3 separate regions of the Homo sapiens genome follow, and regions 1 and 3 are each linked to region 2. The links are chromatin loops, found by intact Hi-C in ENCODE. Cell type or tissue: PC-3. All regions are shown on one strand. Links, peaks and the distances in the headings refer to the core of each region. The heading gives the core; the rest is flanking DNA. Region 1 overlaps HS6ST2 (heparan sulfate 6-O-sulfotransferase 2). Region 2 overlaps HS6ST2 (heparan sulfate 6-O-sulfotransferase 2). Region 3 holds the start of TFDP3 (transcription factor Dp family member 3).

The links. Peaks named below come from ENCODE experiments on the same cell type or tissue, not always from the same donor. Only the 100,000 strongest peaks of a DNase experiment are listed, where the experiment ranks them.
Region 1: it touches region 2 in a loop (5-fold over the local background); 1 of 110 quality-filtered maps calls a loop at or near these places.
Region 3: a loop joins it to region 2, with 16 times the contacts of the local background. A loop is called at or near these places in 1 of 110 quality-filtered maps.

What each region holds. Positions count from the first base shown.
Region 1 is chrX:132,873,166-132,883,228 of GRCh38, forward strand. The region is part of intron 2 of HS6ST2 (heparan sulfate 6-O-sulfotransferase 2); the gene reads right to left. Among named protein-coding and RNA genes, the nearest start is that of HS6ST2, 80 kb to the right of the region's middle. RefSeq lists an enhancer at 2,857-3,389. In PC-3, for the core only: no CTCF peak of the experiment used is centred there; no DNase peak of the experiment used is centred there; H3K27ac peaks cover 1,032 bases.
Region 2 is chrX:132,735,525-132,745,587 of GRCh38, forward strand. All of the region lies in intron 2 of HS6ST2 (heparan sulfate 6-O-sulfotransferase 2), which reads right to left. Among named protein-coding and RNA genes, the nearest start is that of HS6ST2-AS1, 73 kb to the left of the region's middle. RefSeq lists enhancers at 2,325-2,825, 7,364-8,165. In PC-3, for the core only: a CTCF peak has its summit at 5,199 (motif pointing right); a DNase peak (open chromatin) is centred at 6,427; H3K27ac peaks cover 1,674 bases.
Region 3 is chrX:133,208,734-133,218,356 of GRCh38, forward strand. It overlaps TFDP3 (transcription factor Dp family member 3), which reads right to left and starts at 9,621. Exons shown (of 1, transcript NM_016521.3): 1 at 7,929-9,621. The coding sequence starts at 9,526. The coding sequence ends at 8,309. In PC-3, for the core only: a CTCF peak has its summit at 7,243 (motif pointing left); no DNase peak of the experiment used is centred there.

The sequences.
Region 1 (10,063 bases), core at 2,200-7,199, 140 kb after region 2:
TAATTGCTCTGTTTTACTCTATTACTGCTACTGTAAATGCACAGGATCAGGCTCGATGCTCCACTCACTCCTTTTCTACTATATGGGTGATATAAGCTTGTTGCTCTTTCTAGCCCCACACATCCTCTTACATTTCTTCCAGGGAAGACAGGAAACTAAGTTATTCTATGGGTGACAACAAGAAGCTTTGGGTCATCACTCATGCATCTATCTTAATATCATGTTATTCCAGAGCCCTCCTTCCCAGCAATTTTCCCATGCCCTCAGACCTCTGGTTATGAAAAGATATTAAAATACCAGCATTTGGTTTGAGAATTAGATGCCTCTGTGGCAAACTTCATTAAAGTGCATTTGCCTGAAGCATCCATTCATATTTATGGAAATCATATGCCCAGCACTGTGTATGCATAAATGAAATATGCACTCCCTGCTCTTAGGAAGCTCATAGTTTGGTGGATCTGGGTCTTATTAATCACTAAATTCCAGCATAGACTTAATTTCAAAACACATTTGTTGATTGACAAGGGAGGGAGAGAATGAATGGATGAATGAATGAATGGCTTTAAAGACATGAGCAGTCATCGGTTAAACAAACTTATGAACTTGTTAAGAATAGAAGTATCCATATACTGAATGAGCAGCAACAAGCACTAGATATGGGATCTGGAGAGGAGAGAATTGCCCTGGACCTCGGGTGAAATTGTGAGCAGCCCTCAATGCAGGTTCTTAAGAGATGAAGCCAAATCTCACCGTCCCCTTGGCAGACAAATTGTCCTCCAAGTGAAGAGACATTGTCTTTATGCATTTGACAGCCTTCTACACCTCTCTGCTTCTGAGAGCAGTCCCACACACCAGATTTCTCTTCATGCAGCCAGAGGCCTTGTACACTGCCCTCCGCGAGGTCTATCGATAACCCTGAAACTACAGGCTTGCCCTAGATCAGAGAGGGCACTTCCAGAGCATTCCTGCTCTGGCCTTGGGAATGATCTGTGTGTACTTTAGACAAACATGTGATCCATAAAAACTTGCAAGAAGAATTTGGCCTAGAGCTGCCCCTGCAAAAAAGAAAGATTTTGAATCAATTAACACAACCAACTATGCAACTTTGTTTCAATTTTAAAACACCTTCCGGCTGGGCATGGTGGCTCACTCCTGTAATCTCAGCACTTTGGGAGGCTGAGGCAGGCGGATCACGAGGTCAAGAGATTGAGGCCATCCTGGCCAACATGGTGAAACCCCGTCTCTACTAAAAATACGAAAATTAGCTGGGTGTGGTGGCACACACCTGTAGTCCCAGCTACTCAGGAGGCTGAGGCAGGAGAATTGCTTGAACCCGGGAGGCCGAGGTTGCAGTGAGTGGAGATCATGCCACTGCACTCCAGCCTGGCAAAAGAGCAAGACTCAGTCTAAAAACATAAAACAAAACTAGCAAAAAAAACACCTTCCTTAGGGCACAAGAGAAGCCAAAGAGGTCGGTCATGATAGAGACCTCCACACAACAGCCCAGGATGCCAGATCATAGTCAAACTCCGCAGTAATGATGAGAAGTCTCTCATGGTTCCTTGGGACCCCCACATGTGTTTCCACCCTTTCCAACTGGCTATGTGAGAATAGAAAACCCAAATCCCAGCTCAGTCTTGGTCTAGCACAACATCTGGCCCAAGATGACTGCCAAAGACCTCCCCAGACTTGAGTGGTTGTTCTGCCATGTGGGAGAGGTTCCCCAACACCTCCTCCTCTGGAAGGGGGGGGCGGCCCATGGCAGAAAATGGGCAGCAGAGAGTCAGGGATGTTCTCTCTGCCTCTACCTCAGAGACAGCCAAGAGTATGAAGTCCAAGTAGAGCAGAAGTCCAAGAGTAGAGGAAATGAAGTGCACCCCCCAGTGACAAGAAGCTGTTGAATACTCTCTAATGAGAAGCATGATTCTATGAGGTAAGCAATGAAGCTACAGGGAATGCCAAGGCCTGTGACAGGAAACAGGTAGCTGGGGAAGGAGTTCAGATTGGAGACTATGGTTCCAGCAGGTGGCATGTATTGCCAACTTGATTGTCACAGCAGGCACCCAAGGTGTTTATGCATCCCCCAGAGTAAAGAGTGAGCGAAAAGGGCAAACTGATTTTAAACATGGGAGTTTAAATGTAATGTTTGCTTCATTTCAAGGTTCAGGTTCATGATTTAAGTGGTTTGAGGATCCTTGGTTAGAGTTCACGTCTCTGGAGATGGAGCTTTGGTATCTGTATGCCCAGCCCTGCTGGATGGGTAGTGAACAATCTTAAAGTCCCCAGTCTGCAAAGGCTAGCGGGCCTTTGTGAAAAAAAAAGTGAAAAAAATGTGAAAAAAAAGTCAGGACCTCAGCCAGCTGTTTCCTTTATCTCTCTCAGCCTGTGTCAGCAGAGCCAAGGTGTCTGGGCATTTTGTTATGGGCTGAGGATCTTGTAAGTTTACAATTGGCACAGATCTTTCTGGAAAGCTCCTCTTGGGGAGCCTCGATGAATGGCAGGGGAGACCTTGAATGAATTCATTTTCCTTAGCTGATAGAAATGGGGATGTAACACCTCTGTGGAAAAACACACTTAAGCCCAAAGTCTACAGCCAAAGGCTTGGACTAGAAGTAGATGTTTTATTTTAAAATCCAGCATGCTTTGAAGATCACAAACTTTGCAGGGGGTGGAGAAAGTGAAGGGACACACTTGGTTCTACACGACACTCTGTTTGCTGTTAGCCCATAAAAATACTGCCTCAGGGTATTCAAAAGGATGTGAAGTGATCCAAGAAAAAAAAAAAACTCAGCCTCTTTGGAAGAGATTTTGTAATTGAAGGTTTTTGCCAACTGGTCATTTCAATGTGGGAGATTTAAAAATGACCATGGTCCTACAATGAGAGGCTTCAGTAATGAGAAGATCCTGAAATACCTCTCTTCCAAAATGCAGGTCTATAATCAGGTGCTGTGACAAATATGTGCTTGCTTGTGTAATCCTCTGAGCACCCCAACCCCTTTGTGTTGAAAATGTCAAGGTACAAAGGGGATTGGAAGATGGGCAATTTGTGTGAGAATGGAAGGCTTAATCTACCTTCACCTTAGGCAAATTTCATTAACCTTTGAGATACCAGTCCTCAACTACTAGAGAACTGAGACCCATCCAGAGTTACACAGGCATCAGGTGCTAAGTTAATTGGAATCTGGATCTCCTGACCTTCCTGAATCTTTCAGTAGTTCTTTCAGGGGTAGAGCTTTAAGTGAGGCTATTTGTGATCTGGAGACAGAATAACAGCTTATTTTCAAGTAATCAGCATTGCGGGTTAGGTGTTTACCATTAGGATTGTCTTTCCTTGCAAGTTTTAGTTTTGAGGCTTTATTGCCTTTGGTCCCAGGAAAGATAAATCAGCCACAGGGTGGAGAGGTTCTGGGAAGTATGTGTGGGTGGGAAAAAGAGGGATAGAGGGAGGGAGGCGAGTGCACAGTCCTGAAGGAACACCCACTCCTTTATGGTGGGAGGGGGGTGAGAGACAGCTGAAGAGGCAGAAGAGTGAGTGACTGCTAAGGAATTAGCTCTGGTTCCAGCCCACCAGCAGGGGCCCCAACACTCCTTGATGTTAACCCTTGGTTTACCTTGGCAAAGAAAAATCACACTCCTTTGCTGGCAGCTGTCATTGCTGTTTCAATACAGATAACACCTTCAAGTGGGAAATGTAGAGGGGAAAACATTTTTCTTAGTTTTCTTCTAAAAAGCCAAGGCAGGAGTATGTGTAAGTAAATATGATATTTCCTCTACATCAAGGACATGAATTCTAAAAGAATAATATTTAGTCCTTTTTATTGGCTGCCATTCAAAGGCCTGGAAACATTTACTAGCAAATTTAATTACTCTGCATTTTATAGCTGAGAAGTTGGAACTAACAAGGCTACACTTTTTTTAAGTTGCCTAATCCAAGGTACAAGCAGCCTGATTTAAATGCACATCCCCCAAGGGCTGGAAAAGCCTCACATCAGGACAGTCCCGAGAGGGGAATTCATATCCAGGCAACATTTATTAAACACCTCCTATTTGCTAAGCACTTCCACATATGTTATTCTACTTAATCCTCACAATAACCCAATAAGAAAGGTAGGCATTTACATGTCTATTTTACAGATAAGAAAAAAATGAAGCTCTAAAAATGGAAATGTACTACGTGTGTTTGCACTTATAATTTCTTAAAGGTTTGCACGTATATTCGTTCTTCTAATCCTTACAGCATTTTTTCAAATTATGTATGCCAGATATTAATATTTACAAAGCTTAAAATGAGGAAACTACACTCAGAAAACTGAAGTAACTGGAAGTCACCCTACTAATCTGTAGCAAGTCTGGGGCTTGAGTCCTTCAGCTCTAACCTCTCAGCTCTGTCCACTTAGGGTCAGACCCCGTTTCACACAGGCCATTTGACTCAATGAATGCTGCCCAAAAGGATCAGCTCGGTATAATAAGGAAGGTTGTTCCTAGAGCAAACATGCAGGTGCCAAGAACTATGTAAGACACTGTAGGATCGAATCCAAACTGTGTACTTGCTTTTCTCAAGCATCTGCTAGTCAAATGGGACAGTGGCTAGCAGCTCATTGAACCCTACAATAAGCTACACCTTGACAAGCAGGGAACATAAGAGAGCAGATGATGAAGCCCTTGGTACTAACAGTGATAAACCCATAAATTCTATTGTATGGAAAGGGGAGACAGGAGAGGCATCTTGGAGGAGACGGTCTTGGAAATCAAGTAGGAGATGGAGTTGACTGGCATTCCAAAAGAAGGAAACCACTTGAGTAAAAATATTTAAACGGAGGAGGGGAAAATAGCCATTTGAGGGATACAATATAAAACCTCCTCGGGCAAGATGTATTCCTTAATAAACAGTTGTAAAATTGCTACTGATGCAGGAGTTTCTGCTCCCTGGCTCAGTTAAATCCAGGTTCTCGTCTCATGACTAGGAAGAATTAGGCATGCAGACACATTAAAGGGTGAAGAGGGCAGAATTTATTAAGTGAAAAGAAAGCTCTCAGTAAGGAGAGGGGTCCTCCAAGCAGGTTTCCCCCTCACAATTGAATACCAGGGCCACCACACAAGAACTGATGAGGCCAGGCTCCACCCCTGCATAAGGTGTGAACTCCTAGTGGCTCCATCCCATTCCCCCAGTGGGCCTCCAGTATGCTGTGGGCATGCCCAGGCAAGCCCCCTGTGCAGGTTCCCTTATCTGCACAAAACATCTGGTGTCAACACTTGTGGGGCAGGTCGGAGATTCTCCGGGGACCTTTCCCTATCTGCCTAGGGATTTGGCTGTCTCCTGCCTCTATCACTGCCAAGGCTGTAGCAATTGGATCAGCTCATGTTCAATGTGAATTCTAAAGTGAACAGAGATTCTATGCTACACAGAGTGTACTTGCTTTTTTCTTTTTCTTTTTAATGCTCAAAGATGGTGAATGATGCCAAACGCCAATGAATAGCTTCTAAATAACAATAGAAAGGAAAACAGAATTGCAAAGACTGCACAAAATATTACTTTTAAAAAGTAAGATCATTTGGAATATAAATAATCATAAACCTATCATATTGTCAAAATGTGGAACATTTGTCATAAGGTACCACATCCAAGATACCACATACAATCAGACAATTTTCTTGGATATTACGACTCTAATATAGAGCACCACAAAACGCTTCCCTGGCACCCTGAGCTAGTCCCAATCCTGAAATAAAAACCAGCAAATAAGTAATGATGCCTGGGAAAGCAATATTTGAAAACCCCATTTCCAAGATGAAGAATGTCATAAAAACAAATTAAATAAATTTCACCCTAGCCAGCAGTGCCCCAGTTGGTCAAGTTCCCCAAACAGATTGCTTGACAAAAACCAATACAGTTCACGAGAATTTCTAATTACAAGCATTTAAGGAATTAGGATCTATGTTGAATTAGCAAGTTGGAATGCAAAACTCACAGTTCCAAGGGCCTTCTACCGCTTCTCCCTAAGCAGGAGAATAATCAGTACTGGCTTAAATCACATACAAAGTAGCTGATACTACAGGGGCTAACCTCATGGGGAATTATGACCCTGTAACTAGAGTCCTGTGCTAAGGTGTGCTAAGGTGAGCTAAGATTGAAAATGCTCCCCCATCACACTCATTGCCTAACAGCCACCCATCATAGAAATCCTGTGCATCATAAAGAAGAAAGCTTGTTCTAAACTGTAACCCATTTCAGGCCATTGTAAATGTAGAAAGTGTGGCTACATCTCAACTCCTGAAAATACATTCTTTTGGGCCTTGTTTGAAATCCTATCACATCCTGGTAAGTACAACAAGAAACTGACACCCTCCTAGGACTTGATTGAAAACCTATACTATTCAACCACAAAGAGGTGGTTAAACTAAGGAAGCACAGGGTTTCTCTCAAGGAGGCTTAGCCAGGCTGTTATGGTTGAAATCAGAGGAGTCTGAATTTTCAGGCCAGAAGGAACCTTAGAAATCAGATTTTGACTTCAGTTCAATCTTCAATTCAACTTATTCTAATCCATTACATACCAATTGAATGCCTTCTTAGTACAAGCCTCTGTTCTGGGTACTGGAAATACAAGTTGAAGATTCATTCCCTATGCTGTAGCAGCTCATTGAGTAATGGGGGAGACAGTCAACAAAAAACCCAAAAGATGTGTGAGGCCATGAAACACTTTTCCCATCATCTGGGAGCTGAGCACCTACAACGTCATCACTATTCCTCCCCTGGCACATCTCCTCCACTTCTTGTTCTTGCCTGTTAGTATACTACACTCCAAAAAATACACTGAGCTAGACTTCAGAAGGTACTTGAACCCAACCTTGTACCTAACAGAGAAGCCCCTCTGCAGAATGAATGCCTAGCGGCTGGCATCCAACTTCTGCTGGAATACTCCAGGTGTGAACTAAAACTTCTCCAGGATTTGTCATTACACCACAAATGTTAAAAAACTTTTATTCACTGATGTATTTCTCAAGCAGTTTCATGCCTTCCTTTCCTTTTCTGCATCTCTCTACTGCCCCCAACCAAAATTAAAATAAATACTGGTAAAAAAGTTCAGAGAGGCCAGGTGCGGTGGCTCATGCCCGTAATCCTAGCACTTTGGGAGGTCAAGGTGGGTGGATCAACTGAGGTCAGGAGTTCGAGACCAGCCTGGTCAACATGGTGAAACACTGTCTCTCCTAAAAATACAAAAATTAGCTGGGCGTGGTGGCATGCACCTGTAGTCCCAGCTACTTGGGAGGCTGAGGCAGGAGAATCACTTGAACCTGGGAGGCAGAAGTTGCAGCGAGCCACTACACTCCAGCCTGGATGGCAGAGTGAGACTCTGTGTAAAAAAAAAAAGGAAAAAAAAAAAGGTTCGGAGAGAAGAATCTTATCTGGGAAGATGTGTCGCAAATTTAGCAGAGACTATTTAACCAACAACTTTTTTTTTCTTTTTTTTTTTATTACTATACTTTAAGTTCCAGGGTACATGTGCACAACGTGCAGCTTTGTTACATATGTATACATGTGCCATGTTGGTGTGCTGCACCCATTAACTCATCATTTACATTAGGTATATCTCCTAATGCTATCCCTCCCCCCTCCCCCCACCCCACAACAGGCCCTCATGTGTGATGTTCCTCTTCCTGTGTCCAAGTGTACTCATTGTTCAATTCCCACCTATGAGTGAGAACATGCAGTGTTTGGTTTCTGTCCTTGCGATAGTTTGCTGAGAATGATGGTTTCCAGCTTCATCCATGTCCCTACAAAGGACATGCACTCATCATTTTTTATGGCTGCATAGTATTCCATGGTGTGTATGTGCCACATTTTCTTAATCCAGTCTATCATTGTTGGACATTTGGGTTGGTTCCAAGTCTTTGCTATTGTGAATAGTGCCACAATAAACATACATGTGCATGTGTCTTTATAGCAGCACGATTTATAATCCTTTGGGTATATACCCAGTAATGGGATGGCTGGGTCAAATGGTATTTCTAGTTCTAGATCCCTGAGGACTCGCCACACTGTCTTCCACAATGGTTGAACTAGTTTACAGTCCCACCAACAGTGTAAAAGTATTCCTATTTCTCCACATCCTCTCCAGCACCTGTTGTTTCCTGACTTTTTAATGATCGCCATTCTAACTGGTGTGAGATGGTATCTCATTGTGGTTTTCATTTGCATTTCTCTGATGGCCAGTGATGATGAGCATTTTTTCATGTGTTTTTTGGCTGCATAAATGTCTTCTTTTGAGAAGTGTCTGTTCATATACTTTGCCTACTTGTTGATGGGGTTGTTTGTTTTTCTTGTAAATTTGTTGAGTTCTTTGTAGATTCTGGATATTAGCCCTTTGTCAGATGGGTAGATTGCAAAAATTTTCTCCTATTCTGTAGGTTGCCTGTTCACTCTGATGGTAGTTTCTTTTGCTGTGCAGAAGCTCTTGAGTTTAATTAGATCCCATTTGTCAATTTTGGCTTTTGTTGTCATTGCTTTTGGTGTTTTAGTCATGAAGTCCTTGCCCATGCTTATGTCCTGAATGGTATTGTCTAGGTTTTCTTCTAGGGTTTTTATGGTTTTAGGTCTAACATGTATGTCTTTAATCCATCTTGAATTAATTTTTGTATAAGGTGTAAGGAAGGGATCCAGTTTCAGCTTTCTACATATGGCTAGCCAGTTTTCCCAACAGCATTTATTAAATAGGGAATCCCTTCCCCATTTCTGGTTTTTGTCAGGTTTGTCAAAGATCAGATGGTTGTAGATGTGTGGTATTATTTCTGAGGGCCCTGTTCTGTTCCATTGGTCTATATCTCTGTTTTGGTACCAGTACCATGCTGTTTTGGTTACTGTAGCCTTGTAGTATAGTTTGATGTCAGGTAGCGTGATGCCTCCAGCCTTGTTCTTTTGGCTTAGGATTGACTTGGCGATGCAGGCTCTTTTTTGGTTCCATATGAACTTTAAAGTAGTTTTTTCCAATTCTGTGAAGAAAGTCATTGGTAGCTTGATGGGGATGGCATTGAATCTGTAAATTACCTTGGGCAGTATGGCCATTTTCACAATATTGATTCTTCCTATCCATGAGCATAGAATGCTCTTCCATTTGTTTGTGTCCTCTTTTATTTCCTTGAGCAGTGGTTTGTAGTTCTCCTTGAAGAGGTCCTTCACATCCCTTGTAAGTTGGGTTCCTAGGTATTTTATTCTCTTTGAAGCAATTGTGAATGGGAGTTCACTCATGATTTGGCTCTCTGTTTGTCTGTTATTGGTGTATAAGAATGCTTGTGATTTTTGCACATTGATTTTGTATCCTGAGACTTTGCTGAAGTTGCTTATGAGCTTAAGGACATTTTGGGCTGAGACGATGGGGTTTTCTAAATATACAATCATGTCATCTGCAAACAGGGACAATTTGACTTCCTCTTTTCCTAATTGAATACCCTTTATTTCCTTCTCCTGCCTGATTGCCCTGGCCAGAACTTCCAACACTATGTTGAATAGGAGTGGTGAGAGAGGGCATCCCTGTCTTGTGTCAGTTTTCAAAGGGAATGCTTCCAGTTTTTGCCCATTCAGTATGATATTGGCTGTGGGATTGTCATAAATAGTTCTTATTATTTTGAGATACATCCCATCAATACCTAATTTATTGAGAGTTTTTAGCATGAAGGGCTGTTGAATTTTGTCAAAGGCCTTTTCTGCATCTACTGAGATAATCATGTGGTTTTTGTCTTTGGGACTGTTTATATGCTGGATTACGTTCATTGATTTGCATATGTTGAACCAGCCTTGCATACCAGGGATGAAGCCCAGTTGATCATGGTGGATAAGCTTTTTGATGTGCTGCTGGATTCGGTTTGCCAGTATTTTATTGAGGATTTTTGCATCAATGTTCATCAGGGATATTGGTCTAAAATTCTCTTTTTTTTTGTTGTGTCTCTGCCAGGCTTTGGTATCAGGATGATGTTGGCCTCATAAAATGAGTTAGGGAGGATTCCCTCTTTTTCTACTGATTGGAATAGTTTCAGAAGGAATGGTACCAGCTCCTCCTTGTACCTCTGG
Region 2 (10,063 bases), core at 3,072-8,071:
TCAGGAAGGTTGCAAAGGTCTGAGTAGGCCAGTAATCTGAAATAAAGGTGTGTGAGGAAAGTTCCTGGTGTCAATCACTACAGCTTAAACAGGAAGGCTGGTCTCAAGGCTTTCTCCAGTTCTGCTTTCTCTGGATGCCCACATGGAGCTGGGATATAGCTGGGCTTTGGCCCGAGGACGCCACAGAGAAAGAACTGTTGGAGCTGGAGACCCAGGGCCTTGTGACTTTTCCTGATATCAGGATTGAGCACTATTCATCTTCTCCCTTAAAGAAAGAGGAATTTTGCAGCACTGCAACTGTGTGCTTTTATTTATTTATTTATTTATTTTTTTGAGTTGGAGTTTCACTCTGTTACCCAGAGTGGAGTGCAGTAATGCGATCCTGGCTCACTACAAACTCCACCTCCTGGGTTCAAGTGATTGTCCTGCCTCAGCCTCCTGAGTAGCTGGGATTACATGCCATGCGTGCACCACCAGGCCCGGCTAATTTTTGTATTTTTAGTAGAGACGGGGTTTCACCATGTTGTCCAGGCTGGTCTCGAACTCCTGACCTCAAGTGATCCACCCGCCTCGGCCTCCCAAAGTGCTGGGATTACAGGTGTGAGCTACCGTGCCCGGACAACTGCAACTGTGTTCTAAGCAACCAGACATTATAGTGAAGGCCACATAGGGCCTCAGTTTCCCTTTCTGTAAAACAGGTAAAGGGGTAAGAATTATACAAGAGTATCATTGAAAGCATCTGACTCCAAGTTTGACTGATTTAATCAAAGGTCTTAAGAATAGCCCTCTTAACACTAGGTCTGATACTCAAAGTCTCCTGAGTGTCCCATCAAAGGAATGAAAACACACACATATAGCTTCTGTTAGTTTGCACAATTTTTCCTCTTTTCTTTTAGGTTTAACGTCTTTTAAGTACTCTCTATTCTAGATTGCTTAGCCTATGAATTGATCATTTGCAATACTCTTAAACACAGGTAGCTTGTCTTTCTAATGATATGGTGTAAGTTTCAGGGTCTCTGCCAGGGGTGGTATGTAGTAGCGCAGAGTGACTCCAGTAGGGTGACAGCTCAGGATGGCAGCAGGGTTCATTGTGAATCACCTCCCATCTTACAAAAGTGATCATGCTGTATATTCTTATGCATATGCATTGCCCACCATGATACTATGCATGAGGTAGTCACACCGTTGATATTGCTGAATGAGAGAATGAATAAATATATACATGAATGAATGATCAAACACACCTAAGATGGAAGGGTGGTATCAGGTGATGGGCCTGAGTATCTTATATAAATACGAGATTCCTCCTTGCCCCTCTTGAAAAGAAACCTCAATGCAGACCATTTTCTTTGTGAAAGGAACAAAGTGGACCCATATGCCCACATTGGTAGGGAATTAAAAAGATAGAAAAGAATTGAGTTTATAAGAATATTGGTAGGAACAAGACACTTGGGTCATCCCATGAAGGCAATTTCAGTTTGGACCAAAAGAGGACAAACCTGAATTCACAGAATGAATGCTTGAGCTGTAAGGTACCACTGAGCTCATCTGACTTAACGATCTCATTTTACACATGGAGACCCTGAGGCTCAGAAGGGAGGTACCACTTGACATAGATCACATAGCTCGACCCTGTGGGGAGTCGAGCAAAAAAATCTTAGACTGAGAATAACCTGGGCTTTGGGAACCTGGACAAACTGAAGAACATAGTGAAAAATGGCTTCAAACCTAGTCTTCATATCAATGTATGGACCTGAGAGTCCCTTCGTGGTAACTCACTTGGCCCCTTACGTATCCTAACATCTGCTAGACAACAGTTTCTGGTGCTCTTGGGAAGGGATGTGCACTGCTGTCATGAGAACTTACTGGGCAAGATTGGGCTAATGGAGTGGGACAACAGTTAGCAGCTGGATGGAAGCAGACACGCACAAAGCTTTTGGTATTTCCATTCGTTCCCACTGGGGCCCTCCCTTTATCTTCTAGTTCCTCCCACCTTTAGCAACACGGTGGGGAGAGATGGTCAGGAACTATGGCAGGAGTCTACCCCTGCAAGCCCATCTGCCAGAATAAATTCAGCTTAAATACCAGTTTGACTAACTTTCTAATGGAATCAACTAATTGTTTCTTTGAATCATTTCACTGAATTTCTCAGGTCCATTCCGGGAAAACAGTCAAACCAGCGGAAGGGGCAAGCATAGGTGTTTGGCATTTCTCTAGTTAGAACATACCCTGCCCCCACTAGGGCAAGAATGAAGGCTCCAAAGCCAGGGCAGGCAAGTGCCCGCTGCAGCAGCTGGCAGATTAGGCGTGGGAGGGCTGGTGTGACTTCCTGCTGAGTTCTGAGACTGAGTTCCTGGAAGTAGGTGCCTCTGCACCAGAGAAGACGCCTGCAGGGTTTGATCAGGACCTCATGGTGTTGGCTCCCGTGGCCAGTGCCCATCCTGTTCTCAAACCCACTGAGCTGTTTCTGTTCTCTGCCAACCCTTGGGTCTAGGCCAGAGCAGGTTTCTGACCTAGTCCTGACCTGAACCGGCAGCCCTCAGTGAGTCACCTCCCTCTTAGAGCTCTCACTGCACTTGGAAGAGTCAGCCTATCCTGTCTTTTCTGGCTTGTTCTTCCTTTCCTGTGTATTTCTCTTGCCACCTCTGTGAGAAGGAAAACTCTACTGTGTCTTCCTTGCCCTTCTTCATAGTCCCTGGAATGGGATGTGGACCATCCGTGTACAGGGATAACCAGTAATGGACTGAATCTCAGCTTCCTTTGCCTAACTCACAGATAGCATCCCAAGGTCATAGAAAGTTGTCTTCCTGCCTGTTGCTTTCCCATGACATTGACAAATCCGAGTGGGTCTGTGACTAGACCTTGCAGTGGAAGTGTACAAATGCTTTCCCAAGGCGGGATGCAGAGTTGTGGGAAAAGAATGGAACAAGATTGCTGACAGCTCTAAGGGAACCTCTGCATTTTGATGTCAATGGTTAATCTACTGTGTCACATCTCTTAAGAAACTAAACAAAATGCAGTAACTGCTATGACATTGAAGCTGTGTTGCAGAAACGATATTGTAGAGCAAATAACTATCTTATACTGGCTATTTTATGCCTTATTGAACAAGCAGCAGTTTATGAAAACAACGTTTCATAAATATGGTTGCAGATTCCTGTGTGGAGACTGCTAGAATTTGCAGCAAGGTGGACTCATTGGTTTCTTCATTCTCCCCCTGAGCTCTTTCCATGTTCACCCTACTCTGGACCTTAGCTAGCTAGCATGTGGCCCCACATCCAAGCACATCTTTCAAGGTCTAAGAGACGATGTATGAGGTATCATGGGAGGGGTCACAGCTATAGCAAGACCAACATAAACTCAATAAAAGGAGATACTTGAATGAAACTAGACCCTGGATTTTGTGGAGGGCTGGAACAAGCCTCAGAGTGGGAGTCAGGAAACCTGGACTGCAGTCCTATCTTATCCACCAGCTACACAAGTCACTTTACCACTGGGAGTCACTTCAACTCAGGATCCTCATCTGGAAAATGCAGATAAATGTACTTGTTCTCCCTGCCTCCCAGGGTTCGTGAGAGGAAAATGTGCCTTTAGAAGCTTCACAGACTATAAATCACTAGACGCGCACCAGGGATGGGATTATCACTATCATTTACTTTGAAGAAGCGGTTGCCAGAGGCGGTGAGCAAGTTCCTTAACCACAGTATTTAAAGAGAGACTGCCTGAACCAGTGTGTCAGGTAGTCACCGAGGGGATTTCAGTGGCATTGGTGGGGCTGACACTAGATGTACTCCAAGGTCCTTTTAAGTTCTAACTCCATGAGTCCAGAATGTACAGGCTTTTAATCATTTTCTTAGTAGTGACTGTGTGTTTAAGCTGGACTATCATTCCCTTAGCCTCATTTTTTATTCTATAAATTGTGGCTCATGCCTGTAATCGCAGCACTTTGGGAGGCCGAGGCAGACGGATCACTTGAGGTCAGGAGATCGAGACCAGCCTGGCCAACATGGTTAAACTCCGTTTCTACTAAAAATACAAAAATTAGTCAGGTGTGGTGCTGGGTGCCTGTAATCTCAGCTACTCCTGAGGCTGAGGCACGATAATTGCTTGAACCCAGGGGGCAGAGGTTGCAGTGAGCCAAGATCACATCACTGCACTCCAGCCTGGGTGACAGAGCAAGACTCCATTTCAAAAAAAAAAAAAAAAGGTATATCGTACAAAGAGGAGATATGATTAGTTTTGTACCCTGAGAGAATTTTTTAAAAAATATTATGCCATAAGCGTTTTCCTAAAACCTTAAATCCTTAAATATTTGCTAAGAACATGATTTTGGATAAATTGCTATGTAATATTCTAGCCTATGATTATGCCTTAGTTTAAGAAACACTTTTTAGACATTCAGAGTCTTGTTTTTTTCTATTATAATAGGGAAAGTTAAGATTTGTAGACATAAACAGTAGTGTCTGATGAATTCTTTATGTGAAATCTAGTAACAAAGCTATGGGGTCAAAGCGCATAGACATTTTTAATTCTCTTGATTACATTGTCAACATGTTCTCCATAAAGGCTGAGTAATTTATGACTCCCAGCAGTAGTGTAGAAAAACAACCATTTCACGAAATCTTCGTCAACCCTGGGAATTTTGATTTTAACATTTCTCAGCCAATTTTATATGCAAAAATAATTTCTCTTGTTAGTTTTAATTTACAGTTCATTGATTACAAGTGAAGTTGATTTTTTGCCTTTTGTTTATTACCTACTTGTACGTAATCTGTTGTGAATTGTCCTTTGTATCAGCCCCTTTTAGAACCTACTATTCACACTGCTCTGCAGATGTAATCAGAGTTTTCAGCCATCAATACCAAAGGAGAACAGGATTTTCTGAATGAGCTGAACCCCATCAGTTCCTAGAGCTTCTCTCCCAGCAAACCATTCACAATAGCGGGGGTGTGGGGGTGCTGAAATCCGGCAGTGATTTGTATTTCCCTGCATTTACTTCTCCTGCTCTGCTTCTTGTATAAGAGCTAATGAGCAGCAAAGCTGACAAAAGACTAAGAAAAAAGAGAAGAAAGGGCATAGTTAATCCCTTAAGTAGGATTGAGGAATGGGTGGTGTTTGCCTTTAGAAAGGGGGAAAAAAATTCAGGACTTTTTTTTTTTCAGCCATGCAGTTCCCAATATGTACCACTGGATGGCAATCCTCTATTGGTTAGGTAAAAAGCTCCTACCTGCCAAGACTAGGGAAACTGAGGAAGCAGCTGCTGAAACTGAGAGATAGGCACATGCAAGGCAGCTAACAGTTGAATACAGGTGGCCTTTAGACACCACTGGGAACATGGATCACTGATATGCAAGGAAATGAAAAGCAAGGAGTATATATTATAGACAGTGACACAGACAGTGGCTGAGGAGAGTCACAGAAGGGAATGCATTTCTTCCTACTTCATTTGTTCCTTCTTTTCCTCTGCTCTATATTGGGTATAATTTGATTTACCTTTTTGTGCTTGAAAAGGCAAAATTACCTACTTTGGGCATACAATTGTCAGTAAGTACTGCATGCTTCTGGGAGATGGAGTCGGGTGGATGCTGCTCTTGCACTATGGGAACCCTGAATTGCCCAAGCCTGGCCAGCTGCGCCGGCAAAGCCATTCAGAAAAGCAGTGCCACAGTTCCTGGGAGCAGAGAATAGAAAGCAAACCCACAGCCTCTTTAAGACTTGTTCTAGCCCTAAAGGCAGCATGGTGTAGAAGAAACAGCACGGGTTTTGTTTTTGGTTTTGTTTTTTTTTTTTTTTGAGACAGAGTCTTGCTCTGTTGCCCAAGCTGGAGTACAGTGGTGTGATCTTGGCTCACTGAAGCCTCTGCCTCCCAGGTCCAAGCAATTCTCCTGCCTCAGCATCCCAAGCACGCCACCATGCCTGGCTAACTTGTGTATTTTTAGTAGAGATTGGATTTCACCATGTTGGTCAGGCTGGTCTCGAACTCCTGACCTCAAGTGATCCGCCCACCTCAGTATCCCAAAGTGCTGGGATTACAGGCATGAGCCACCATGCCTGGCCAACAGCATGGGTTTGAGGGCAATTAGCCTCAGATTCGTTTCAGCTTGGATTCTTATAGTTATGCAGTTTTGGGCAAGTTACCACATCTCTCTCAGCCTTGCTGTCTTCCTCTATAAAATGGAGGATAACAGCACCTACCTCACTGCGTATAAGAGATACTGCCACTGTTGTTATTATTAATACATCCAAGTTCCACCCAGGGATGCAAAAAGCATACTTATAATACTCATTAAGACCCTGGGATCTGGCAGTACTAAGTCTGCAACTTACTAGCTGTGTGTCACTTCCATGAGTCATCCCTCCTCTCTATCTGTAAAAGGGATTAATAACAATGCCAACTCCATAGGATATTATAAGGATCAAAAGAGAAAATGTACACAAAGCATACAGCACAGTGCCTGTCACACAAGACACAGTCATTGGTAGGTGCTATTCATGGCAGTAGTAACAGTATTGTAAAAAATCTCTCCCAGTATTCTGAGAGCACAGTCAAGAAAAAAGACGTGCACATCTAGTGCTGAGATGAAAAGGTCTTGTATGGTCAGCCAGTGTGTGGAACCAGGCAGGTCTGAGAAAGAATGGGCAGCAGGACACAATCCAAAGACGGAAGCTGCTATTTCAAACTGGGGATCGTTTGCCTACAATGTGGTTTTGGTTCTTTTTAAAGGTGCAAGACAGACGTTTGCACTTGGATTCAGCTGTTTCTCTTAAGTCACTAAAATAGTCAAAGTTCAAATCTGGAAGAAACCTTCCAATCTAACACCCTCTGGAAACTGAAACCCAGAGATGGGCAATGGCTTGCTTCCCTAAGTCACAGGATGAGTCAGTTGCCTAGCAGGAAATGGGTTCCAGACCCCAAGACCATCAATAAGGGCTCCTCCCACTGTGTACCCCACCCCTAGACAGGCTACCACATGGCTAGTCCTTTAGAGAGCCCATTGCATAAAGGCCAAAAAGGACTTCCCCAAATTGGGGTGAGCCATTGTTGTGTATCCTCATCTAGCCCATCTAGCCTTATTGTAACCAGCCAAATCTTCCCAACAACAGGTGCAATACAGGTTTTTTGTGTGTTTCTGCCCATTCAAAATCTGACTCTTATTTTTGTATGCACCGATTTAAGGAAACAATTACATGGATAATCCACAAGTCACACATGTATATCTGGCTTTCCGTGTCACTACGTAATTTCCCTAATTTATGAAGTTCAGACAAATACTTAAAATCATACACATTTCTCACATTCCTCAACACTTAAAGGATTTAGGAGTTCAGGGTAAGCCTTATAGAGTCCTGTCTAGGCACCATGGTAACATTTCAGGTAAATGCCTCCAGATGACCAGCAGTGCATGTTTGAAAGTATAGGTGCAGCAGGTAGGGTTTTCAGGAAGGCTAAATGAGGAGCACACATGTCAATTCAAGACTCACAAAACCACAAAGAGCAATGAGGGAGATGGTGGCATGATTAAGCACCATCATGTGTCTCTGCAACACACAACGCCTAATTAAAAAACGCAACCAAAATAATCAAGAAAGTGGGATACAAAGAGCCAATGACTGGCTGGAATCATGGGCCAAAACCCAAGAGATATTTGACAAGGATAAAGGTCAAGCTGCAATCCAAGGTTTTAGAATATCAATTAGCTAGAAGCTGGGGGAGACCTGGTTTCACAGCAGGCCTTACAATAGGACCTTGGGGCTTTCATTGACGGGAAGCTCTGCATAAGCAAACAGGAATGAGTGGGGCAGGGTTATGAAAAGGCTAGGCCCCAGGGCATGGATCTAGGGTTCATTTTGTATCCCACACTCCACATGGGAGTAAATGGCAAACCAAAACACAACCAAAAAAAGGGGACTGCAATGACTAGCACTAAGGAAATTGCGTCCTACTGAGGAGTGACTGAAGAACTAGGGCAATTTCCCAGTAACTATCATATTGATGGCGATTGATAATCATAAAAACCAGCATTTATTGACCACTTACATACCAAGCCCATTGCTAAAGGCTTACCTCACCTCACCCTTCAGCTATGAGAGAGGGCGAGGGAAGTGGGACCTACCAAGAGATTTTATACTGACTTGCCCTAGGCACCCAGCTAGGAAGTGGTAGAGCCAGAATTTGAACCCAGATCATCTGACACCAAAGTCTGTGTCCTATCCACTGCACCAATTGCAGCGTTTTTTGTTTGTTTGTTTGTTTGTTTTTTGAGACAAGGTCTCACTCTGTTGCCCAGGCTGGAATGCAATGATGTGAACATGGCTTACTGCAGCCTCAATCTCCTGGGCTTAAAGAATTCTCTCACCTCACCCTCCTGAGTAGCTGTGACACCCAGGTACTGAGCAAAGGTGTGCTGCCATGCTTGGCTAATTTTGTCTGTGTGTGTGTGTGTGTGGAGAAACGGGTCTTGCCATGTTGCCCAGGTTGATCTCAAACTCCTGGCCTCAAGTGATCTCCTGCCTTGGCCTCCCAAAGTGCTTGGATTACAGGCATGAGCCACCATGCCTGGCCTGCAGCATTCTATTTTATAAGAATCATCAATGCTACCATTTATTAGATGCTTCCTATGTATATGCATCAAGCATTTTTCTAAGCATTTTCTGTGTCTAACCTCACTGAACTCTCCCATCAACCCTATGAAGTACATAATATATTTACTCCTATGGCTGGAGGAAGCAACTGAGGCTCAGAGAGGTCAAATCACTTGCTCAAGTCCACACAGCTGAGAAGCTTTAGAGTCACTACAGAGCTGTGCTCTCTTCTCTCCTTAAGAAGAAACTTGGAGGTAATAAGCTACACGGCCCCTGAGATCTGAAGGACTACAGTATGATGAGGAAGAAGATTCACCCATAGTCATGGTACCCCAGTGCACTTTATATCTTTTTTACTCAAATGTGGTTCCAATAGCTTGTGTCAACTGGGCTCCAGTGATTGCTAAGCAGATGCTTTTGGCATCAGCTGTTTATCTGGCCTCCCAAGTTATAGCACTGTAGTTTCTTCTTGAGTGGCTCCACCAGCCCAGTCAATCAAATAACCTATCAGCCTATCAGTTCACTCAGCTGAATTGTTTTTTTCACTCTATTGATCTGTTTGGCTGCACAGAATACATTGACAGGGTGCCCCAGGGTTATGTAAACACACCCCTCCTCCTACTGAGGGCTCTCTCTGTAAGCCTCAAACCTCAAAAGCCCCAAAGTCAAAGATCTGTTTCCACCATGTGCCCACTACACATTCAGACCAAAGAAAATGAATGAATGGAAGCCAGGTATCAAACATTCTCTCACTCACCGTTTAAAATTACTTAGAACTGCTCTGGCTATACTATTATGAATGTACTTTGGAGGTAACTTTTTTATGATTTGGGTTTTTTTGTTTGTTTGTTTTAACTTTTAGTTTAGATTCAGGCGTTACATGTACAGGTTTGTTACCTGGGTATATTGTGTAATTGCTGAGGTTTGGGGTAAGAATGATCCCATCACCCAGGTACTGAGCAAAATATCCACAGGTTTTTTTATTATTATTTTTTTGAGACAGAGTCTTGCTGTGTCACCCAGGCTGGAGTGCAGTGGCACAATCTTGGCTCACTGTAACCTCTGCCTCCCAGGTTCAAGCAATCCTCCTGCCTCAGCCTCCTGAATAGCTGGGACTACAGGAGCACATCACTGTGCCCAGCTAATTTTCGTATTTTTGGTGGAAACAGGGTTTCACCATATTGGCCAGGCTGTCTCCAACTTCTGACCTCAAAGGATCTGCCTGCCTTAGCCTCCCGAAGTGCTGGGATTACAGGCGTGAGCCACCGCGCCCAGCCCCGATAGTTTTTTTTTTAAGACCTGAAATTCTGTAATCTGTGAGAAAGGACTAGATACTCTGCCCAAGCAATGAAATCGAAGTCAAAATTATGAGTGTCTGGGGCCTTATAAAGCATAGTGGGAAGAGAATTGCCTTCCCCAAATACTTTGTACCCTTACCCATGTGCTTGATGTGGACCCAGACACAACTTAGACTGAAGCA
Region 3 (9,623 bases), core at 4,491-9,490, 470 kb after region 2:
GTTCAGAATTATAAATAATAGAGAAATGAACAGTTCATTCAGGCAGGGTTCTTTTCCCCATACTTTTGGATATTTCCTTGCAATAAATTCCCAGAAGTGGAGTTACTGGGTAAAAGTATGTGAAAATTGTTTAAGGCCGTAGAATCAAATGGATTGTTGTGGGGCTTATCTCTTACTTATCCTTCAAGATCTAGTGCAGTTTCCCTCCCCCGACTCCTACATACATCATATATTCTAGGCATAATCACTTATTCCTGTATTTGAGCATTAACCATACCTTGGATATACCTCATTTGTGGCAAACAGTCCACTTACTTATGATCACAAGATGCGCTTCCTTGTCTGTAAAATGAGGATAATCATATCTAACTCACAGAGCTACTGGAAGGATTAAATGAGATAATGTCTGTACAATCCCTAGCCCAGTGCTCAGCATGCAGTCAGTGCTTTAAAAATGGAAACCATTATTATCATCACATTGTATTGCAATTAAGTGTTTACCTGGCTACTTGACTGTGGGCTTTTGAGAGGAGGGATCATGTTTTGGTCATCTTTGTGTCCCTAGGATATATACAGCACAGTGCCCAGTGCACAATAAGCATTCCACTAAAACAATGAATGGATGGATAAATGAATGAATTAATGAATAAAATGAATTTTCATTGAAAAATTACACTGCCACCAGCGCTGTTTGAAAATGTCAGTTTTGTGCAACCTTACCAGCATGAGTATTTATGCTTGATTTCTACAAAGCAAATTTATTTTTTAGCATACCCAAGGCTATCTCTCCCCACTAATGTGAAAAATAAATAATACTTGGGGAAAATTTTCAAATTTTTATTATGCTGAAAAGATTGAGAATACAGTCTATAGCTGCAGTAGCCACTAACCACAATGGCTATTTGAACTTAAATTTTATTTTTGATAAAAATAAAATAAAATTTAACGTTTATTTCCTCAGTCTCACTAGCACATGTGAAGTGCTAGTCACATATGCCTAATTATGGCTACCATACTGGACAGCGCAAAATGTTGTATTAGATAATGCTGGTCTATAATCCAAAAATAATTTTCTGCTTGGTTTTGGAAAGCATTTCCTAATAAATTTGCAGTAAAGTTTATTTGAAAAGTTGCATTTGATTTAGACTGATTTTAAAAACAATTAATATCCCCTGAGCATCTACCAGCTGTGGAGTGGGAGAATATAATCATGGAGCTTGAGAAGTAGTCTGAAGAAGGCTAAATGATATTAAAAATTTGCCATACAGTTCCTCAAAAACTTAAACATAGATTACTGTATGATTCAGTAACTCTGCTCCTAGATATATACTCCTCACAACAGCAAAAAAAGCTACGTTTTTTTGAGACAAGGTCTCACTCTGTCACCTGGGTTGGAGTGCAGTGGTGCAATCACGGCTCACTGCAACCTCGACCTCCCAGGCTCAAGTGATCCTTCCACCTCAGCCTCCCAAGTAGCTGGGATTACAGGCACATGCCACCACACCTGGCTAGAAAACAGGTACTTTAACAAATACATGTATCACATAGTCATAAGCAGCACTATTCAGTTATATTCAGTTATAAAAAGGAATGAAGCAGGCCAAGTGCAGTGATTCACACCTGCAATATCAACACGTTGGCTCAGGCAACATGATGAAACCCCGTATCCACAAAAAAAAATGGAAATTAGCCAAGTGCGGTGGCATGAGCCTGTAGTCCCAGCTACTCGGGAGGCTGAGGTAGGAGGATTGCTTGGACCCGGGAGGCACAGGCTGAAAGTAACAGGAATTTTCCACCAGGAGCCAGCTTTTAGCTATAACCAAGGAGACCAGAGGATGGGACTGAAGCTGGTGGGAATGGAGAGATCTTTGCTTGCTCTGGGTTTCTGTACCACTTGGGGAGATTGAGAACTTTCAATCTGGGCCAGGCACGTGGCTCATGCCTGTAATCCCAGCAGTTTGGGAGACCAAGGCAGGCAGATCACTTGACTTCGGGAGTTCGAGACCAGCCTGGCCAACATGATGAAACGCCATCTCTACTAAAAATACAAAAAAAAAAAAAAAATTAGCCAGCCGTGGTGTCACGTGCCTGTAGTCCCAGCTACTTGGGAGGCTGAGGCAGGAAAATCGCTTGAACCCAGGAGGTGGAAGTTGCAGTGAGCCAAGATCATGCCACTGCACTCCAGACTGAGTGACAGAGCAAGACTCCATCTCAAAAACAAAAAACAAAAAAAAAAAACAAAAAAAGAACTTTCAATTAGAAAGCACTATTGAGATGCCCTTGGTCCTGGATTTGGTCTCTGTGCAACCCAGTTACCTTAGTTCTCTTAATTTGGTTCCCCAAAGTTCTTATCCTGGCAGTTCATGACCTGGCATGCAAGTGTCCTAGAGGCTAGTTCTGGCTGTGTTTATGGTGTACTGAGTGACTTTGACAAGTCTTTTCCTCTATATTGGCCTCAGTTTCCTCATCTGCAAAAACACTGGTCTAAAAGGCCTAGTTTTCAAGATAAGCTGGTTTTCAGGATAAGTCAGTTTTCAGGATAAGAGCACCATTTTCTTCATGAATTCGAGAAAGCTAAACCATTTTATCTTTTTCTCCAAGTAACTATCTAAAGAAACTGAAAAGGCGGAATGGCACATATGGCCAATCAAGACTCCTCCTCAGAAGAAGGCTTTTTATATGATTAAGCTACTTCTTTAATACTCCTACAGTGTCCTCCCCAAAGGATATGGATAAAGCCCTACAAAGTAATTCTGTCTGTCCCTTGAGACCTAAATATGCTACTTCATCAATAAGTGGGGGACTCAATTGTTCTCCCATCAGTGGCTCAGCCTGCACTGAGCAGTCCAGACTTCACTGGCCAGCCTCACATGTGACCAACATTATACTCACAGATGAAAGACACACCTCAACCTACCAATTGATGGTCAACAAGGAGAATCCTTCAGCTGAAAACTAGAACCACTGATTGGAGGGAGAAAAAATAGGGCTGGGGAAACAAGTCCTTCTACCCTGGTTAGAAAGAGAAGAGATAACTGGGTGCTCACACTCTTCTGGTGGGAAATAAGATGGTGGCTGTCATATTGAGACTGACAGGGAACTAGCAGGACCAGAAAGCAGCTAAGATTATGGTAAAACTAGACCTGCCTCTGGGACTACAAGTAAATTATAGCAGGATCAGGAAAATATCTGCTATGGAAGCCTGTTTTGAGTGTTGCATGTATTCTCTGTAAAGCATTTCCTTGGTGTTTTCTCCTTAATTTAAATTTAAAAATATATTTTTTAAGAAAATCAGGCCAGGCCGGTTGAGGTGGCTCACAGCTGTAATCCCGGCACTTTGGGAAGCTGAGGTGGGCAGATCACTTGAGGTCAGGAGTTCGAGACAAGCCTGGCCAACATGGCAAAGCCCCATCTCTACTAAAAAATACAAAAATTAGCTGGGCATGGTGGCAAACACCTGTAATCCCAGCTACTCAGAAGGCTGAGGCAGGAGAATTGCTTGAACACAGGAGGCGGAGGTTGCAGTGAGCTGAGATCCTGCCACTGCACTCCAGACTGGGAGACAGAGCGAGATTCCGTCTCAAAAAAAAAAAAAAAAAAGAAAAGAAAAGAAAAGAAAAGAAAAAGAAAATCAAGCCGGGCACAGTGACTCACACCTGTAATCCAAGCACTTTGGGAGGCTGAGGCAGGCAGGTCACTTAAGGTCAGGAGTTTGAGATAAGCCTGGTCAACATGGTAAAACCCCATCTCTATTCAAAAATACATGCACACACACAAATTAGCCAGGAGTGGTAGTGCGCATCTGTAATCCAAGCACTTCAGGAGGCTGAGGTGGGTAGATTACTTGAGGTCAGGAGTTCAAGACCAGCCTGGCCAACATTGTGAAAACCCTGTCTCTACTAAAAACACAAACAATAGCTTGGTGTGGTGGTGCATACCTGTAATCCCAGCTACTCAGGAGGCTGAGGTACAAGAATCACTTGAACCTGGGAGGCTAAGTTGCAGTGAGCCGAGATCGCGCCACTGCACTCCAGCCTGGGTGACAAGAGTGAGGCGGGAGAGATGGGAGAGGGAAGACAGGGAGAGGGGAAGAGGGGGAGGCGGGGAGAGGGGGAGAGGGGAAGAGGGGGGGGAGGGGGGGAAGGAGAGAGGGGCAGAGGGACAGCCAGTTTCAGCTGTCTCTGAAGGAATCCCCCTAAAATGTGCTCTGTTGGCCAGGTGTGGTGGCTCACACTTTGAGAGGCCCAGCACTTTGAGAGGCCGAGGCAGAAGGATCGCTTGAGCCTGGGCAACATAAATCTGTACAAAATAAAAAAAAAAAAGCTGGGAGTGATGGTGTGTCCCTGCAGTCCCAGCTACTCTGGAGGCTAGGCGGGAGGATTGCTGGAGCCCAGGAGGTCGAGGCTGCAGTGAGCTATGATTGTGCCACTGCACCCCTGCCTGAATGACAGAGCAAAACCCCATCTCAATAAAAAAGGTGGGGCTCTGTCCACACTAGGGCCAGACCATTAAAGAGGAAACACGCGGGGAATCCTAATGATCACAGTAGTAATGACTGAAGTGAGAGACGCTCAAGGGAAAGAACCCAAAGGGCCTGAGTCACCCCACTGGAGCAGCCCTCCTTTGCTTTCTGGCAGATCTGCTTTCCATTTGTTCTGCTTGCCTGCAACCCTGGAGAGCTCTGTGCTTTGTTTTAATAAAATCTCCCCACTCTCTTCCAGTGCCTTCCTGCCTTCTCTAACTACAAAGTTCTTTAAGAAGCCAAGGGAGGCGTTACCTTCTTGTATGCAGTCAGACTTCCACAGGTAAGCCAATCTCTCTCTCTCTCTCTCTCTCTGTGCAATCTCCATTTATGAACATGGGTATATTTCTTTTAAAGAAATATTCTTTGCCTTCAAATATTTTTTTCCTACTAATCAAATCATTTCAGCCTTGTCCCCAATTGAAGTTCTCTCTTCCTGCCCACCAACCCCCCTGAACATGTTCCCAGGCCTTGCCACCATGTAAACCCGTAATCTTTTATACCACTATCCATATTGGTTTATAAAACAGAGGTATGCAACACATTGGAAAGAAAAAATGGCACCTGTCAAATACCAAACCCTATGAAATGCCTGTGCAATTTCACTTTTCACCTAGTAAATATCCAATTATTTTCCAGAATAGCTCTTTCCAGAATTCAAATCTGTTTCCATTAATATTAAAAGTTTAGAGGTCTGGGAGAACAGGAAGTGGCTGATTAAAAGCAGGTGGGGTTCATTATCTGGTTAATCACAATCCAGTATTTCCCACCTCCATTTGCCTCTCCCCCTCCCCCAAAACCATGTTCTGCCTCAGCAAAGGTCACACTCAAATTCTGCAAATAAAAACTTATCCTATAACATTTCAAGAGTGGAGCTGGGTTTTGGAGGGCTTGAGACCAGAATCATTATAAAAGAAATTTATTTCATACCATTTTCGCCAGGAAAGCAAATATCTTCCAAAGCATTGACTATCATTCTATCGCACAGAAAGGATGCCGATTGTGCTTCTTAGAGTCAGGCTCTGCTTGAATGTTAGTAATAGAATATTTAGAGTTGGAAGTGTCTCCTGGAGATTCCCTGCCCATTTATTAGATGGGGAAACTGAGACTGAGAGAAGAGAAGGGATTTGCTGAAATTGTACCTCCAGTTAGTGGCGGAGCTCAGACAAGGACACGTCAGTCCTAGGCATTGCTGGTGTGTGGGAAAAACGCCAAAAGGGCCTGACTGGAATGAACTGCAGTCATTTCTCTGTCTACTACATCTCCATGGGCCACATGTTCATGGCTCAGCTTTTACTTGCTCCCCTGAGAATTGACTCAAAGGCAAAGCCAAAATGGATATTTTAATGCAAAGCACATTAGGAGGCCAGAAGGCAAAAGGAGGTACTGTCTGGGGCTGCTGGCTGCACTTGGCTGGGAAGGCTTTGCTCCAGACCTTAGGAGACTGTTCATTCGGATGTTCTAGGTGCCAGCGCCAAGGGGAAGGCAGGGCAAAGGCTGAACACTGGCTATGGCAGTGCCCACCCCTTCATGGAGTCCACATCTGACAAGCAGTGCAGGTGGAGCTATGTGACATGTCCCTTGGAGGTGAGGAGCAGCCCTCTCAGTGATCCAACGTTCCTCAGAAATTTTTAGGAGCTGAAAGCCTTCCAAAGTGGGGCAACTATGTTAAGGCTTGATGGGGGGAAAAAAAGGCACGTGTTTTGCAGCATGGTTTGGAAAAGTATTCAGACAGGACACAAGGGAACCGATCCCCCAAAAAACAGGGACCAGCCAGTGCCATCACTATACACAGGTGACCTTGGTAGTGTCTTCTCTACTCCCAAGACTACTCGAAACCATGTCTTAGATGTCTTGTATGTTGCTGGTGGGAGTTTCACAGCTTCTGTGGAAACCTGCCTGGTGGTTCCTCAAAAGGCTTAATATAGTGTTACCATATGACCCAGTAATTCCACTCCCAGATACACACATACTCAAGAGAATTGAAAGCAGAGACTTGAACAGATATTTGCATACTAATGTTCACTGCACTGTTACTCGCAATAGCCGAAAGGCAGAAACAACCCAACTGGCCATCAAGAGATGACTGGATAAACAAAAAGTCTATCTATCCATACAATGGAATGTTACCCATAAAAAGGAATGAAGTACTGATCCATGCTACAAGATGGATGAACCTTGGAAACATTTTGCTAAGTAAAAGAAGTCAGTCATGACCACGTGTGGTGGCTCACACCTGTAATTTCAACACTTTTGGACGCTGAGGTAGGTGGATTGCTTGAGCCCAGGGGCTCGACACCAGCCTGGGCAACATGGTGAAACCCCAACTCTACAAAAAATACCAAAAAAAAAAAAATTAGCTAGGTGTGGAGTAGCTGTAGTCCCAGCTACTCGGGAGGCTAAGGTGGGAGGATTGATTGAGCCTGGAACGTTGAGGCTGCAGTGAGCCATGATCTTTCCACTGCACTGCAGGCCTGGGCAATAGAGACCTTATCTCAAAATAATAATCATAATAGCCATCCTAATGGGTGTGAAGTGGTATCTCATTGTAATTAACTACCTGCCCTCTCTTAATGGGTCTTACGGTCTTGCTTTCACAGTGATTATCCTAGTGTCTATTTTTTCTTGGAACTCTGGACAGGTCTGCATATGGTTGGAAAGATGACCCTTTGTGAAACTGTGCTTGAAGAAAGCAACAGCTCCCTCTGCTGTCCCCAGCCACACTTTTGGTACAACTTTCTCATATTAATGAGTCAAGATCTCCCTACCTAGGTTCTAACCCAGTTTCTTCTCACCATACCATGACACTGCTATAGGCTCCACTGCTGTTCTATCTCACCAATTTGAAAAAGGAAAACCTACTCATCTTGCTTCCAGTCAGCAAATGATTCCTGCATAGATAGATGTGCATTGATTGCCGGCTAGGAGCCTTCAGCCATCCTGTCTTAGTTCGTTTTCTGCTCCTATAACAGACTGGGTAATTTATAAAGAAAAATAGATTTATTTGGCTTATGGTTCTGGAGCCTGAGAAGTCCAAAGCCATGGTGCCAGCATATGCTTGGCACCTAGTGAAGACCTTCCTGCTGTGTCCTAACATGGCAGAATGGCAAGCAAGCATTCAAGACAGAGGAACAGGGTTGAAATTATCCTTCTATCAAGAGTCTATTCCTATTATAACAGCATTAATCCATTGATGAGGGCACAGCCCTTATGGCCTAATCACCTCTTAAAGGCCCTACCTCTTTTTTTTTAAGATTGATGGTGTTTATTGTTCTGAAAATAGAATTCTGCCGTTTGCTTGGGGCTCTGGACACTGCAAAACTGAACAAATGGAAAACTCAAGAGTCTTGCTATGCATCAGTGGGGGTGCCATCCAAATCCAAGGCAAATAAACGGCATTCGGTACTCACTGTGCACAAAAGGAGAGCATTTTATTTTCATGGATGTGGATGAAGTACAATTTCTTCAGTAAACTCAGGAAAAACTGTTAAGGGGCAACAATGAACTCTGCATTTAAAGAAAAATAGAAAATGAAAACACAAAATCCTAAAAAGTAAATAAAGATTCTGTGTCAGCACACTGGTATCAAAACACACATCAACAGCACGTCTTAATCATACGGGAAACAATCCTTGCTTATCAGAGGTGCATATCTAAATTCTATAGCTTACCAATATCTTCTTGGGAGTAGGCAAAAAAGAAACAGAAAACCTCACATTAAAAAAAAAAAAAAAGTTTCTTTTCCCTAAATGTTTTCCTGAAGCTGAATCTTAAGGCGAGAGGACGTCAGTCATCCTCGTCATTCTCACTGAGGTCGTCATCGTTGTTGTCCTCCTCCTCTTCCTCCTCGACTGCTGGGGTCTCCACCCTGGAGCCACTGTACTGAGATCCACCGGAGCTTGTGGCCAGCATCCCAATCGCAATGTTGGTCAGGTCACTGGCAGAAAGCCACGTGCCATTAGACCTGGAACCTGCCGTCGTGAACACACCTCCAAAAGTTCCCTGAGCCATTTCTGTCACGTACGGCTCCAGAGCCTTTGGGACCAAATTTCTGGCCATTTTAAGGTCTTCGGCAGAGCAGCTCCCGGACTCTAGCCCAAAAGTCATGCCCATCCACATCAGCACTTCTGTGTCATCGTGGATTTCAAAGGAGCTGTTAAACTTAAACAGATATTCTGATTTGTCGTCGGAGATGCTGCAGTTGATGACGGTCTTCTTGCTACTGCTGATGATGATGAAGGGCACGTGGATGACTGAGTTGGGCAGCGGCCGCTGGCTGACCTGCTCCTCCACATACTGGTTTCTCAGCACCAGGTTCTTGAAAGCAATTTGCTGTAGAATAAGTTGTTGAAGTTCAGACTGTTTCTGCTTTATTCTTTCAAGTCTCTTCTGTCTTTCCACCCGTAAGTTCTGACAGTTCTGAGCCGAGTTGGTGGTCAGACCAATCCACTTGATCTTCTTTTTCTCCCTGGAGATGATATTCATGGCCATCAGCACGTTTAAGGCATCGTAGGTGCGCCGTTTTATGTTTTTCACGTCATAAGCTGACTCGTTTGGTGAGGCGTGGTTGCTGGCAGCTCTGAACTTGGCGACCAGCTCGCCCACCACTTCCTGGCAGGAAGTGGTCCCTTTCCTCTGCACCGTCTCCCAGACCTTCATGGAAAGACGGCACAGGCCCATGCCATTCTTCTCTCCTTTCCTGTTGTGCTGCCCGGCCCAAGGAGGTGAGGAGTAGGAATGCTGGTTCTGAGAGGCAAAGTGAGTGCTGGGTGGGTTTGGGCTTCCTACCACAGGGATGTTTGATGCTGCTGGTCTCTGAGGCATACCAATTACCACTTGCTGGTCAATGTTGACACTGGACTGTCCAAAGGTTTTCGGCAAGAGCTGCTTCCCGAGCGGGTTCACGGTGGAGGTGTGAACGGCCACGGGGCGGCTGGTCTGGTTCTCGTCCATTAAGACCTTGAGTTCTTCGTTAGCTTCAGTGAGACTGACATATTTTGCCATGTTAACAGATTTGGGAAATAAATGCTATAAATGTTCACCTTTCCAGAGAAGAAAAACAATTCTTCCAGGCCGAGTGTAGGGCTGCCGTGAGGTGCGT